Regions from separate parts of the Mus musculus genome. Here all the other regions are linked to region 2. The links are chromatin contacts, found by Hi-C or POLR2A ChIA-PET in ENCODE. All regions are on one chromosome and are shown on one strand. The core of a region is the stretch at or near the end of the contact, and the rest is flanking DNA. Distances in the headings are between cores, read along the strand shown. Region 1 holds the start of Apex2 (apurinic/apyrimidinic endonuclease 2). Region 2 holds the start of Gnl3l (guanine nucleotide binding protein-like 3 (nucleolar)-like). Region 3 holds the start of A230072E10Rik (RIKEN cDNA A230072E10 gene).

Region 1 (4,737 bases), core at 832-3,331, 430 kb after region 2:
ATTACATATGCATATCATCATTCCCCAACTCTCCCATCCCCTTTGAAGTAGCTAAACCAAATTCCTATGCAGAGAAAAATCTTCCAAGGAGCCTGAAGCAAGGATTTTGACCTGTAAAAGACCTGTCTACTTTTCCTTTATGCTCACCTACCTGCTCTCTTAGAGGCTTTTTCTTCCATCGCTAATTATCCAATGGCTCTCTTGCATTTACAGACCCCCAAAGCAGGTCCGGTGGGTGGCATCAAATAGGAAACCGGGAGACATCCGTTGGTTCCTGGGAAGGCTGAGGAAGCACCCTTGTTAAGGGGTGTGTGCAGTGTTGAAATATTAGCTGCTGTACTTGCCAAAGAAGTTCCTGAGCCACCCAGAGACTTTTCTCTTCAGTCCAACCATGTGTTGTTCACCGTGCCCCAAAGGTCAGTACTAATATTAACAAGCCACTGGAGAATGGAGAAATGAAAACCAGCTATTGAGGTGAGCAAGATCTGGATTTCTTTGGGACAAAGCTTTATATTTATCTGCCTTTAGTGCAGTATGGGCAAAATCCCTTGCTTGAAAGCAACTGGTGACATGAAGAAAAATGTTCATTTCCCTTGTCCTAATTAACCCACTCCTGGGATTTGATCTTTAGTCAGTAACTCCCAAAGCATGGAAAAGCTCAAGGCACAGAATTTGAATTACAGAGCTGTTTTTCTGATAGCAGTAACTAGTGACCTTTAAGTCCGATGGGGGTGGGGTGGGGGAGGGGCAGCCTACTGTGGCTCTGTATAGCCATGAAGACGATGGCTCAAAGGCTGTGAAATTCTGAGGGTGTGTGCATTCGAATGGGAATAACTTTGTAGCAATTTTCAGTGGAAAAAAAAAAAACCCTTAGGATGCAAAGTTATAGTTTTCCTGGAAATAGGGCGATTCCTGTTAATTCTGTTTCTGTGGTCACAAAAAAATAAGTCGAGAACTCATCCCTACTGCCCTGCTTATTCATCCATTTGCTAAATATTTATTCCGTTATCATATAAGGTGGGTCAGAGATGGCCACTGCATTCAGGCTGCTGGCAGTCTAGTGACAACGGAAATCAATGGGGGTTGTGCACTGTGGTAAATACTGTGCCATGGACCATAAAGTGCAGTGGTGCCCACAGGAAAAGACGTAAACACAGAGGTGTGTGGACAAAAAAAAAATCAATTGTTTACCTGATTAAGAAGGGTTTAAATCTTGGCTCTACCACTTCTGTGAGGCTGAGACGAATTTATTCAACTTCTACTTAGCTTCAGTGCCTCTTCCTGGATTATCCTAAGAATGAAAGGACACGGTATAGACAGGAAAACCATAACTGCATCGGGAAATGATACTATTCTGGAGCTTAAATGGTCTAGGCCTCGATTTTGCTCATCTGAGAAATGGAGCCAAATGCAAGTCTGTCTTATGCTTTGAGAGTCAAGACAAACATGGCTATACAGGGAGGATTTGAGGCAGTCTCCTTCCTCCAGACTCCATTAAAACGGAGGCTAGCTAGGTTCTTAATTGCTTAACGGAGAAAGTTCCCTTCGCCACTGCCCAAAAGGACTCCAGGGTCTGCAGAAGCCCCTCAGCCACCGCCAGGGGCCGCTCACTAAAGCCAGAGTCCTGTCTCGATCCGGGTAGGGCGTTGGCTCAGCTTGTTTCCCCAGAGGCCTGCCCCTTGACAAAGGGACAAAATCCCATTTGTCAGTAACCTGGCGCATCAGGGGGTACTTTTGTAGTAGAGAAGAGCAGTCAGATTCGGGCGTCCAGGCCAGCATGCGGCCAGAAGAGAAGGAGCCCAACCAGAGACGCGCCTCTCACCAGTTACTCTTCCCAGGTTTTGGTCTGGGTCTTGCTATGTAGCCCAGGCTGGCCTTGAATTCATTACTGACCCTGCCTCAGCTTCCTGAGTACTGGGGTGACAGGCTCGTTTGATCAAGCCCGGTTTTCCTACAGCCTCCACCTTAGTTCCGTCTCCCGCCTAAGAGAACTGAACTCGAAGTCCCGCCCTGCTTGCGTCCTGCCGTCGGAGGGGGCGGAGGGGAAGGTGAGAACGCCCGGTGGAAACGCGAGAGGAAGGCGGGGAGCCAGCTCACTTCCGGGCAGCAATGCATTTGCCCGCCTAAGCTTCCTTTGGGAAACTGTACCGTTTACCAAAATGCTGCGCGTGGTAAGCTGGAACATCAATGGGATCCGGAGTCCCCTGCAAGGCCTTGCATGCCAGGAACCCAGCAGCTGTCCCACGGCCTTGCGACGCGTTTTGGACGAGCTGGATGCTGATATTGTCTGTCTCCAGGAGACCAAAGTGACCAGTGAGCATTCGAGAATCCAAGATCTCTACGGTGTTTTCCTTTTGATGCTAACCTTTGTTCTGTCTCATTTCGCGTTTCGTTTTCCTATACTTAGAATCCTGCCCTTATACCCATCTGAAAGGCCTGATCCTTTTCTTTCTAAACAACCCCACCCCAGCTAGAACCCCTAATTCCGACTCCTGGCCTGCTTTCCCCGTTGAAACCCTCATACACAGATTCCCACTCATTCTATAGCCCGAACTCTGGGCCTTGAATTTTCTCCTTTCATTCTTCTAAGCCAAACACCTCAGTTTTCCATCCCTGCCCCCACCTCAGTCCTTAATCCCCACCTAATCTCTGCCTTTAGCTCAGACTCTTAATTTCTCCTTCCCATATCTCCAATTCCTCTTTTCTCTCCACCTCAAGGCCCTAGATTCATTCCTCTTTGATATCTTACCTCAAATTTAGACCTAATTTCTTCTCCCATAATTCCCAGCTCGAATTCCCTAATTCCCTCTCCTACCTCCCACCCTTCAGGTCCCCAATCTCCACTGCCAGCATCTGTGAGTACTTTAATCTAAATCACAAGACTTAGCTCTGATTTGCCCTCCTCTGCTTCCCTATCTAATTTGAATATAATTTTCTTTCCTGACTTTCCCATCTCTCTAGCTCCTGTCAACATAAACACTTCTCCTGACCCTCAATTACAGCTCTGATGTATGCTAACCTATAACTGTAATTCCAGTCTTTCATGGGTCCATGGTGCTAATTTACCTCTGACTTTATATTTACTTTTTTTTCTTTTTTTTTTTTTTAGGAGATGTACTGACAGAGCCCCTGGCTATTGTTGAGGGTTATAACTCCTATTTCAGCTTCAGCCGCAGCCGTAGTGGCTATTCTGGTAAATGAGGTCTTCTGGGGGTATTTATGTTAGCATTGGTGATGGAGAAAAGGAGTGTTTTGGTATTTAATAAGAAGGTAACATATTTTGACTTTTCATTTCCAAAGCAAATGCTGCTAATTTTAGGTCATATGAAACCTCATATTTATGCACCGAAGTTTCCTTTTGTCCCTCAGAAGTATAGTAATGTACTTCTTCTGAGTTAACTGTATAAGCACTGGACCTTAACTGCCAGGGTTCAAGTCCTGGCTCACATCCTCTCTGTGTTTTCTGACAAGTTACTTTACCTTTGTGTTTCAGGTTTTTCACTGAGAAAATAAGGATAATGGTTATTTTCTAGGCTCTCACAAGGGTTTAGACATAGTCTTGCATGAGGTAATAATGATAGCTAATTTTTCATCAGCATTTGCTATGTATGTGTAAAATACATTATTATTGTTCTTGTAAAATATAACATTATTCTGTGGCTTTTTTTTTTTGGTTTTGTTTTTTGTTTTCGAGACAGGAACTCACTTTGTAGACCAGGCTGGCCTCAAACTCAGAAATCCACCTGCTTCTGCCTCCCAAGTGCTGGGATTAAAGACGTGCGCCACCACTGCCCTATTCTGTGGCTTTTTAAGAGGAAACTGAGGCCTCAGATGCTTTAAGACGCTACAGAGCCATGTATGGCCCCTGAGTTAGGAGGATTGTCCTTACTTTTTTTTTTTTTTTTTTTGATTTTTCGAGACAGGGTTTCTCTGTATAGCCCTGGCTGTCCTGGAACTCACTTTGTAGACCAGTCTGGCCTCGAACTCAGAAATTCGCCTGCCTCTGCCTCCCAAGTGCTAGGATTAAAGGCGTGTGCCACCACGCCTGGCTGTCCTTACATTTTTGAAACAGTTAAATTTGACAAAGATAACCAAAGCTGTTCCTTATATGGATACACTTGGAGTGGGATAGGCTGTACAATGATATATTGGCTGCTGACCCCGTTCAGAATGCTCTTGTCCGTCCCCAGGTGTGGCTACCTTCTGTAAGGACAGTGCTACCCCAGTAGCTGCTGAAGAAGGCCTGAGTGGTGTGTTTGCCACCCTGAATGGAGATATTGGTTGCTATGGAAACATGGATGAGTTCACGCAAGAGGAACTCCGGGTTCTGGATAGTGAGGGCCGGGCCCTCCTTACACAGCACAAGATCCGGTAATAGTCCATATCCTCCTCTTACAGGCCATCACTGGTTCTAGTCCTTGTGTCTAGAATATAAGGCCCATTCTATAGGTATTCAGTTGCTATAAAAATGTTCCCAAACTTGCCTTCCTGTATTTTAGTCCAGGCTGGGCTGAGTGATCTTGGAAAATTCATGCTTCCTTCTGAGCCTTGTGTTCCCCTCTCTACAGAGGGAGACTGGCCTGAAAGAATAGCTTTTTAATTACCATGGGCTCCTCAAAAATAGCTTAGCCAGCACAGAACTCATCATCCTAAGTTGGTTTCTTTCTAGGTATCTTATAGTCATAAATGGCTGCATTATACCCAGTTTACCTGGGTATTATGCCCTCCTTGCCTTAT
Region 2 (4,575 bases), core at 1,948-4,447:
TTATCTAATAAATATATATCTAAGTACACTGTAGCTGTCTTCAGACGCAATGGAAGAGAGTATCAGATCTCATTACAGAAGGCTGTGAGCCACCATGTGGTTGCTGGGATTTGAACTCAGGACCTCCGGAAGAGTAGTCAGTGCTCTTAACTGCTGAGCCATCTCTCCAGCCCCCTTTTTGACTTTTTAAAATTTTAGACAGGATCTCATTCAGCTGCCCAGGTTAGTCTTGAACTCATTCTGTAGCTCAGATTGCAGGACTAGGGGTGAGTTTGGCTCAGTGGTAGAATGCTTGTAAATACACATTAAGTTCAAAATTCAAACTTAGTACTAAAAAGTACTACATAGGGGCTGCAAATTTAGCTCACCAGTTATGAGTACTGATAGCTTTTTAGGATTGAGGTTCAATTCCTAGCACTTGCAAGGTAGCTCACAACTGTAACTCTAGATACAGGGGATCTGACACCTTCTGGCCTCTCTAGGCAGCATGCATGCACATGATACACATACACGCACAAAGGCAAAACACCAATACACATAAAATAAATAAAATACTGCTAATTATAGTGGCTCATAGGTGTTGCAGCTGAACAGAACTGTTTAATTGCCTCCCTCCCTGGGTAGCTTGTATAGTATTTTTGGAAGCTTGGAAACTAGACCATAGGAAACAGGCTTTCAGGCTAGACCCAGCTCAAATCATAAGAGTTTGTCTTAAGTGTACAGTGTCTTCAGCATCAAGGGCTTACCCTCAAGCTCTGAGAGGCAACCAAGAGCTACATCAATAATCTATACTGTTTTCAGAGTCACTTTGACTACCCTGACCAATCATTTGAAAGGAGTTTTCTCATGCATGGTACTGGGGTTTTGTTAAGCTATGGTTTTTGTGGAAGTATTATCAGCTCAAGTGGTTTAACTTCCTTTAAGATAAAATAAATATTATTATATATTATATATTGTATAAACACACATATATACATTATATATAAATATATTATATATAATATACATGTATACACACACACACAAACACACACACATACACGCACAATTTTAGGTGCGTATAAAATGATTCCTGGATGCTTTATCAAATAACCTTGGTGTTGTTCACAGCCAGAGTTTTAGTTGAGAAAATTGGGTTTGATGCATAAATTTGCATTTCTAAGATCCTCTGGTAGTCCAAGTATCACATTTTGAAAAGCACTAATGGAAAAAATGAGATTATTTGCAAATTTTATCTTCATTCTGTTTCTGTGTTTTTCATGCAACCGATGAGCTTGTATTACTTTACAGGTTGTGTTGTATCATAAACTCTCTTTCATCTGTACTCCATACTTTGCTGTTCCTCCTGGAGACAATCATTTAAGATTGAACTGGGGATGTAGCTCAGATGGTACAGTGCTTGTCTAACATGCAAAAGGTATTGTGTTGGATCCACTGCAGGGCATACATTTAAATTGGGTGTGGCGGCACAGGCTTCTAATCTTATTATTCCAGAGCTGCACAGAGAAGGATCAGGAAGTTCAAGGTCATCCTGCGATACAGAGATTCTGAGAACATCCCGGGCTAGAAGACATTCTGTTTCAAAATCATGAATTTCCTTTTTAAATCACTCTGCCTGTGCAAACCAGGATGATCTTGAATTTCTGATCCTCCAATCTCAGACTCTGTACTCAGGGGATGTACTACCATACCTGGCATTTATATTTCTCTTTATCCTGATCCAATTTTCCCAATGCTACCTATTAAACTGTTCAATCCCCATTGACTTGTGGTGCAGCTCTTAATTTCAGTTGACAAATTTGCTTCCAGCCAGTTTTGTACTGGGTTTCTATGAGAGTTCAAAGATGAACTGTCATTTCTCTGAGGAGTCCTCTCTCCTGTGGTGATGAAGCCACATTAAGAACTATAGTGTACAGGGACTGGAGAGATGGCTCAGCAGTTAGGAGAGCCTGTTGCTTTTGCCGGCGACCTGAGCTCAGCAGCAAGCTTTCACATGCAGATGGCTCACAACCATCAGCAACTCCAGATTCAGAGGATCCAAAGCATCCTTCTGCTCTCCACATGCATCAGGAAGGTATATGGTGCACATACATACACACACACATAACAGCAAACTCACAAACTAGAACAAATCTACAAAAAATTTAAGAAAAAAACCTACTACAGTGTAGTATTGTGATAAAGGATGCTGTGATTCTTACTCAACTGGGAGTCATAAAAACGCTGGTATTAGAAATTTCATAGAGCTACAATAGGTAAATAGAGCCTGTAAATACTATGGCTACTTTGGGGGTCCAGAAGAATCTGGGGTCTAGAGAGAAAGGTAGCAGCCAATCCTGTACTATAAGGGGAGGGAGAGCAAAAGGGCTTGTTTTCAGCAGGAATGAGTTGCAGATGAAGAACACACGTTCTGGGTGGTTGCCTTACCTAGCCCAACCCCCACCCTTAAGGTTTAGACTTGAGGAGAGGGAAAGGACTGGAAGTAAATGACCAGGAAGGAATTAAATTAATAGTTACGCTTTTTGGAGGGTTATCTCACTTCCCAGTCAAGTCAGAAGTTTCCTGAAATGGTTATTAAAGACACCCTTACCTACCCTCGCTTTAGAGATAGGTTTATTTTCTGCAGACACAGGAATCATACATGAGGGAGAAGAGGGTAAACCGGTGAGTGACAATTCCAAAGAGTTTCGGTTGCTGCTCCCGGCTGAGCCTTGCTATGCTTTAGAGTCCCGTGAGACTGGAAAGCTGCTGAAAACAGCGAACTCATTTCAGGTGGGATATACGCAGCCAAATAGACACGTGATTCCGGCGGCCATTTTCTCGCACCCGGTCTGTCGCCATCTTCCAGGAGGACAAACTATTGCCCCCTACCCTCATCTAATGCTGCCAGTGATTACTTTGGTAACAGACTAGAGAAGATACATCCTTAACCCTAGCCAGGAAGCCGCACAAAAGAGTTCGTCTTACAAATAGCTTTTGTGGCCACATGAGTATACACACACACACACACACACACACACACACACAAACAAGACACAGATACACACAACTGCCCCCCCTCCCATCGCCAGGCTCCCGCCCCCCTCTTCGCTATTTCTTTACCCGCCGGCAGCCAGGAGGCGGGGCCAGCGTGGGAGCGGGGGCGGGACTGTGCGGCGCAGCAATTATATCGAAACTCCGCCCTTGCGTCTTACGCAAATTAGGCGGAGCAAAGAGCTGGGCTGGGATCCGGAAGTCTGGGCGGAGCCTAGCTGCGCACTCCTGGACTGGCGACGTTGTGCTTCTAACAGCTCTCCGAGGTCCCTGCCGGAAGTGTAGGTAAGAGACTACTCTCTTTTTTTTCGTGGTGAGTGCTCACCAGGCCAGCAGTATAGTAAAGATTGTTTTTTTAAAGGTGAAACCAGAGATGCTCGCCATCCTGGACTAGAGAGGTGAAAAGCTGGCTCTCTTGTAAAGTAGAAGGGCCTGGAAGAGGGATACGGATAGCTCCACATGTGGCGATGCGCTGAACTGCATTCTGGCGGCCTCCTAGAGAGGCTCTAAAGATGCATCCTGGCTATGTAGAGAGGCACTGACCATGCGTATGAGACAAAATGTCGGTTGCCCTCCGCCTTTCAGGATATTTGGGCGTCATTTCGCATTACTGCCATTTCTCCCATGTAGACAGACGCCCCCATCCATGTGTGAGAAGGTCTATTACGTTTATACTTTCATTGCGTAATGGAGACAGGTGTGTCGACCCATCAAATGGTGGATGATATCATCCCTGCCCTATAAGAAAATAATTTCCAATACAAGGTTGAGCAGGCCGACTTCTGGCTTATTAAGGCATAGGTCTTTAACGGGGCTTGTCCATCTCCATACTGCGATAGGGGAGCTCAGAATTGTGTAATATCTAGAGGAAGAGAGCTCCTAACGTAGAGACCCACCCTTCTCATGTTTACCCTTGTAACCAGTCACCAGACACCATCAGCCCTCAAAATCATTGGAGACAGAGACTTATGGGCAACCACACAGATTTACCCCTCCCCCTTCATTATGGAAAATTAGACCCCCATAGCTACCCCATAAAGAATTGCTGTTTTTCTGACGGTAGTAAAGGCCCACCCAAACTGGCTTACAGTACCTGGGAACAGACTTTAGTCCACTGAGATAATGCTATGCCTCTCAAGTAGACCCTCAGGGTAGAGAAACTCAGGTTTATTTTCTTCCCTTTTGAGGTAGAGACAGAACCCCACCCTCCAAATGATTTATAATCACCAGATTGACCAAGAGAGGGGGCATCTGAGCAGTAGAGATGCAGACAACTCCCCCCTCCCATTTAGCCCAGAAAGCCAGTGATATCACTGATCATCCTACAATGCAGTGCATTCGAAATCTCTCCTCATCCATAGAATAGGAGCTCAGATTTTCTCTACTTTTAAAATTGTATTTATTTATGTATATGAATGCTCTATTTATTTACATGTGCACCTGTATGACAGAAGAGGACATCGGATTCCACGATAGATGGCTGTGAGCTACTATATAGTTGCTGGGAATTGAACTCAGGACCTCTGGAAGAACAGGCAGTGC
Region 3 (4,387 bases), core at 788-3,287, 320 kb before region 2:
CTCCGGGAGCCATGTTGCCTCGTCTTCTCTGTGATACTCGCTTTCTAGCTGGGGGAGGGGTACAGGGGCGGGGCGGATGAGCATCCTGGGAGTTGTAGTCTTTTCCCGGATGGCCTCAGGATGCAGTCTTAGAACCAGAGGATCACACCTGTCAGGCCTTGATGCTCATAGTGTCAGAAGAAGCGGGCCAAGAAAATGTGTGTATAGGATTTGTACCAGAACTCCTAGTATCCAACCGAGTTGCCTCAGGATATTATACCACCATGCCCAGGGAAAGAAATGGAGATGATGCATCATGGGAAAGGAAGTACTGTGGATTAGTAGAATTTGGCTAAAGTGAGCTAAAGTTCCCTGAAAGGGAGAAATTTCCCTTCCATTGAAAAGATGATATGCACAACTTTTAACGAAAGGAGAAGAACACATATGATACATAAAAACCGCTAACATCTACTGTCATACTTTGAAGAGTTATCCACCTTACAAATGGTAAAACATTTACTTAAGACAATGAATGCATAGACAAAATGAAATTGCCTATAATTTGCCTCAGGATCTCTGGTCAGGGAGATTAAACACCCACTCAAATTCAACTACAACTTGGACCTTATTGGTACTCACTAAGCTATGCCATATGGTTAGGGGATTTTTTTTGTTTTCCAACCTACTAAATGTGTCCATGTGGGAACAATTCAAAATAGCTGCAAAGGTTCTAATTTGATCACAGTCTTTTGAAAAGTACATTTCAGCATGCTTCTCCAATGAAATCCATGTAGAGTCTGTCTTCTGTCAAGTTTTAGGGCCCATTACTTCAGCCAGACTACAGCAGAAAACAAGATCTGCATGCAGAGTAGTTGTATCTATCTGGCTTGGAATTTACAGAACATAAAAGAGCAGAACCCCAGGAATGACATCAGAATGGTTTGATAGGATGAAACCAAAAACAGGTTGCAAATTCCAAACCGGGTTTGTCATAAGAGTAGTAGATCCAGAATAGCAGGGATGGGAGACAACATGAAAGGCAAGGGAGAGGGAGGTGGGGGGTGTATAGGGGACTTTCGGGATAGTATTTGAAATGTAAATGAAGAAAATAGCTAATAAAAATTGTTTTTGAAAAAAAAGGGAAAGGCAATAGCTTGAAGGCATGAAAGATGAAGAGAATAGATGTTTTTAGTAAACTGTGCTTACTAGAGAGTTTGTCCAGCATCCCTTTCCTAAAAATTAGCCTTCTCATTGTTAACTTGATAAGATTACTGCAAAAACTGTTGTCTTAGGCATGATGGTATGTGCCTGCAATCTTAGTACTCAGGAAGTTGACATGGGACAGTCACCTTAAGTTCTAGGCCAGCCTAGGCTACCCAGTGATTTCAAAGAACCAAGGAAGTAAATAAATCCTATCATGTTCACATTTGCTTGTAATGCCATATTTTAACTGAGTGTGTTGGCTTACATCTATAAACCCAGCATTCAGAAGGTCAAGGCAGGAGGATTGCCACAACTTTGAAATTATTATTTTCCAGGTCAGCCTGAGATAAGAACTAAACAAAACAAACAGTAAAGAAAAAAATTAAGTCCCAACAACAACAAAAATAATTGGATCATAAGCCACTTAATGAAACTGTTAGCCACAAGTGAGATACCTTTAGATGAAAACCCTTTATTATTCTACCTTCAAATCATCCTTTCTGGGTCGGTGAGATGGCTCTCTGGTTAAAATGCTTGCTTTGCAAGCATGAGGACCTGGATTCAATTCTCAAAGACCACACCAAAAAGCCAGGCTCAATGTAGTGCATTTGTAATCCCAGGGCTGGGGAAGTAGAGCCAAGTGGATTTCTGGGACCCAGTGGCCAAGCAACCTAGTCTAATTGGTGAGTTCCAGGCCAATAAGAGACAATGCCTTAAAAACTGAGGTGGAAGATTCCTGAAGAATGATATGCAAATTTTGTCCCCTGGCTTTCATGGGCATACATATGAGCACACCAAGACACACAAGTGTACCTGTGCACACTTACAAAATGTCCTTTCCATTATTTTCAGCTATGATACAAGCGAGATTTCACAGATGTACTCTTCTTCCCCGTTTTAATGGTAACAGCCTGTGAACTTCAGCTAAGTATATCTAAAATTTGTATCTTACCCTCTTAAATATGGTCTTATAAACAGCATACTTGGGACTGTGCAAGGCTTATCCAATCCCAGCTTCTTGGTACATCTATCTGTCATTTCTCCATTCTCCATTGCCCTGGTCAAGGCAATCCCAAAGCCATGCTGATTGAGACACTCAGGGATCCCTTAACTGCTTTAAGTAATAGATCTTTCTCCACTCTTTCATGTCTTGGCTGTGCTTGTTTTAACCTTTTGCATTCACCAAGATGTGAGCTCATTACATTTGGTTACAAAGAGAATAAACAGTCAGAAATGAGGTGTGGCAAATTACAAGCCCAAAATACACGGAACTGATACAGGTGGAATCTTCTAGCATCCATTGATGGGAAGGGAGTTGACACTTTTTGTAAGATATGGCAGTGAACCAGTTAATTACAGTTCCTGGAACTCAAAAGAAAAGCCCTGGAGCTGGGTGTGGAGTTCAGTGGTAGAATCCTTCCCCAGCTTCTATTCCTCAGGACCACAAACAAACAAAAACAAACTGAGCTTTGATTGCTGCAGGCACAAATCCCTTGGTCCTGCTGACTTGCAGCAAAAATGTCAGACCCACTTCAAGGATTTCACTGATTAAGAAACTGGCACCAGCAAATTATTCACACATGTATAAGGAGTAGTAACTCCTCATGGCATCAACTTTGCCAGAAGTGCTGATTTCCCATAACTGAATCCAACTAGATGTTAAGAAGCAAGTGAACATCCATCCCCAAGGCGGATCAGGACGGAGGTGGGGAAGGTTTCACAGTAGTAAGCTCAGCTCAGCTTACTATCTCCTACTGGATCTCTGATCGAGAGGATCTTGAACAGAATGACAGAGAGAATGAGCCAAATACTTAGAGAGTGCTAAGAAAAAGAAGCTGCAACAGTAGTAAATCACTTGCTTTGTATGTGCAGGACAAGGAGTCCGATCCCCAGCACCGGAAAAAAAGGAAGAGAAAGGAGACCAACAACAAGAATTTTACTACCTGTTATTAATACTTGCTACTGGGACATCTCCCAACATGAAACCAATAGGCCTTCAATTGAAGACTTAGAAAATTTTCATCAGTAGAAAATCATGTCTAGCGAATCATGATTGTAATGGACCACCCAGAGTAGCAACTCTGGAGCAGCACATCACAGTACCTGTTCTGAACAGGATCATTTCAAGCCTCACCCTGTATTTTCAACATTGGAAACACTGAGTGTACCACCAGAAATCCATGATTTTAGTAGTGTTGAAGATGAAGCCAGAAAAATGTTGAAGTACTATAAACAGTGTGCAAACTACTGATGGTAAGGGAAAGAGATGAGCTTTGTTCTTTCTTGCACAGACATGAGTGGGAGAATGGGGAAATATGAGAGGAAACAGGATGGGGGCAGAATAGCATCAAGGTAGTAAAAAAAAATTACAGAGGACTGATCAATATAAATGTGATTAGGCCAAATGTGCACACTGGCTGACAATTAGATTTCTATCCTATCAACACAGAGACAGAGAGACAGAGGCCCTATTGTTCCTGGCAATTAGGTTTCCAAGGAATGTCTCACAGGTCCTTCAGAAAGACATCCTGAACTGGAGGAAAGATACACATGTCTCCAAGGAACAGAAGGATTAACAAGTATAAGTTTCCTTTAGTTAATGTTCTACAGTGAATCAGTTATGGGGTACAAATGAACTGAATTATTTTGATAACCCCATTTCTCCTGAACGGCACACTGCATTCTCCTGGTGATTTGACCTTCGATTGCTCACAGCCTTGTTAAATAGGTCAAATCTCCTAATGCAGGGGTATGAAAGAAGTGTAGTGGTACATTTTTTCAGACCCCTCTAGCCATCTGAGAGATTTAAACACATTTTCAAATCTAAGAACCTCACTTTGAGCATAACCCTGACCTAAATACAAACTGGTTAAGCAAGGAAATAATAAGAAAGGGACTCCCATGAGTTTTTTTCCATTATACCCATCCAGGTGAAAAGGGTAGATACATCCTCAGATGTAGTGATGGATCAATGTGCGACTTCTACTTCCCTAAAAGGGAACTTTGATGGTGTTTATTTGTAGACTGTTATATATTAATCTGTTGGTGGAAGGCACATTTATCAGATTTCTAGATTACAAGGAGCCACATTTTATTGAAACTGAACTAGAGGAAGAAAGGATGTGTCCATGTGATGCCATTATATATGGATTAGTAGAGTTGCTTATGATTTGCAGCTATCCATGGGTTTTGTTTGAGTAGGCAT

The links. A loop is a pair of places that touch in the nucleus more often than their neighbours do. ChIA-PET counts read pairs that join two places held with the same protein, here RNA polymerase II (POLR2A).
Region 1: a loop to region 2 is called in a map of T-helper 2 cell, with 6 times the contacts of the local background. The contact joins the promoter of Apex2 here to the promoter of Gnl3l in region 2. A Hi-C loop is called at or near these places in 1 of 37 maps with a recorded cell type or tissue (T-helper 2 cell). POLR2A ChIA-PET finds 5 or more read pairs at or near these places in 2 of 5 experiments (both embryonic stem cell).
Region 3: a loop to region 2 is called in a map of gastrocnemius, with 5 times the contacts of the local background. The contact joins the promoter of A230072E10Rik here to the promoter of Gnl3l in region 2. A Hi-C loop is called at or near these places in 1 of 37 maps with a recorded cell type or tissue (gastrocnemius). POLR2A ChIA-PET finds 5 or more read pairs at or near these places in 3 of 5 experiments (Patski and embryonic stem cell).

What each region holds. Positions count from the first base shown.
Region 1 is chrX:150,585,499-150,590,235 of GRCm38, reverse strand. It overlaps Apex2 (apurinic/apyrimidinic endonuclease 2), which reads left to right and starts at 2,081. Exons shown (of 6, transcript NM_029943.2): 1 at 2,081-2,313; 2 at 3,110-3,193; 3 at 4,191-4,371. The coding sequence starts at 2,160. It also overlaps a transcript of Pfkfb1 not described here.
Region 2 is chrX:151,015,944-151,020,518 of GRCm38, reverse strand. It overlaps Gnl3l (guanine nucleotide binding protein-like 3 (nucleolar)-like), which reads left to right and starts at 3,197. Exons shown (of 16, transcript NM_198110.2): 1 at 3,197-3,318.
Region 3 is chrX:151,339,529-151,343,915 of GRCm38, reverse strand. A230072E10Rik (RIKEN cDNA A230072E10 gene) reads left to right here and starts at 2,037. Exons shown (of 3, transcript NR_015600.3): 1 at 2,037-3,435. It also overlaps a transcript of Fam120c not described here.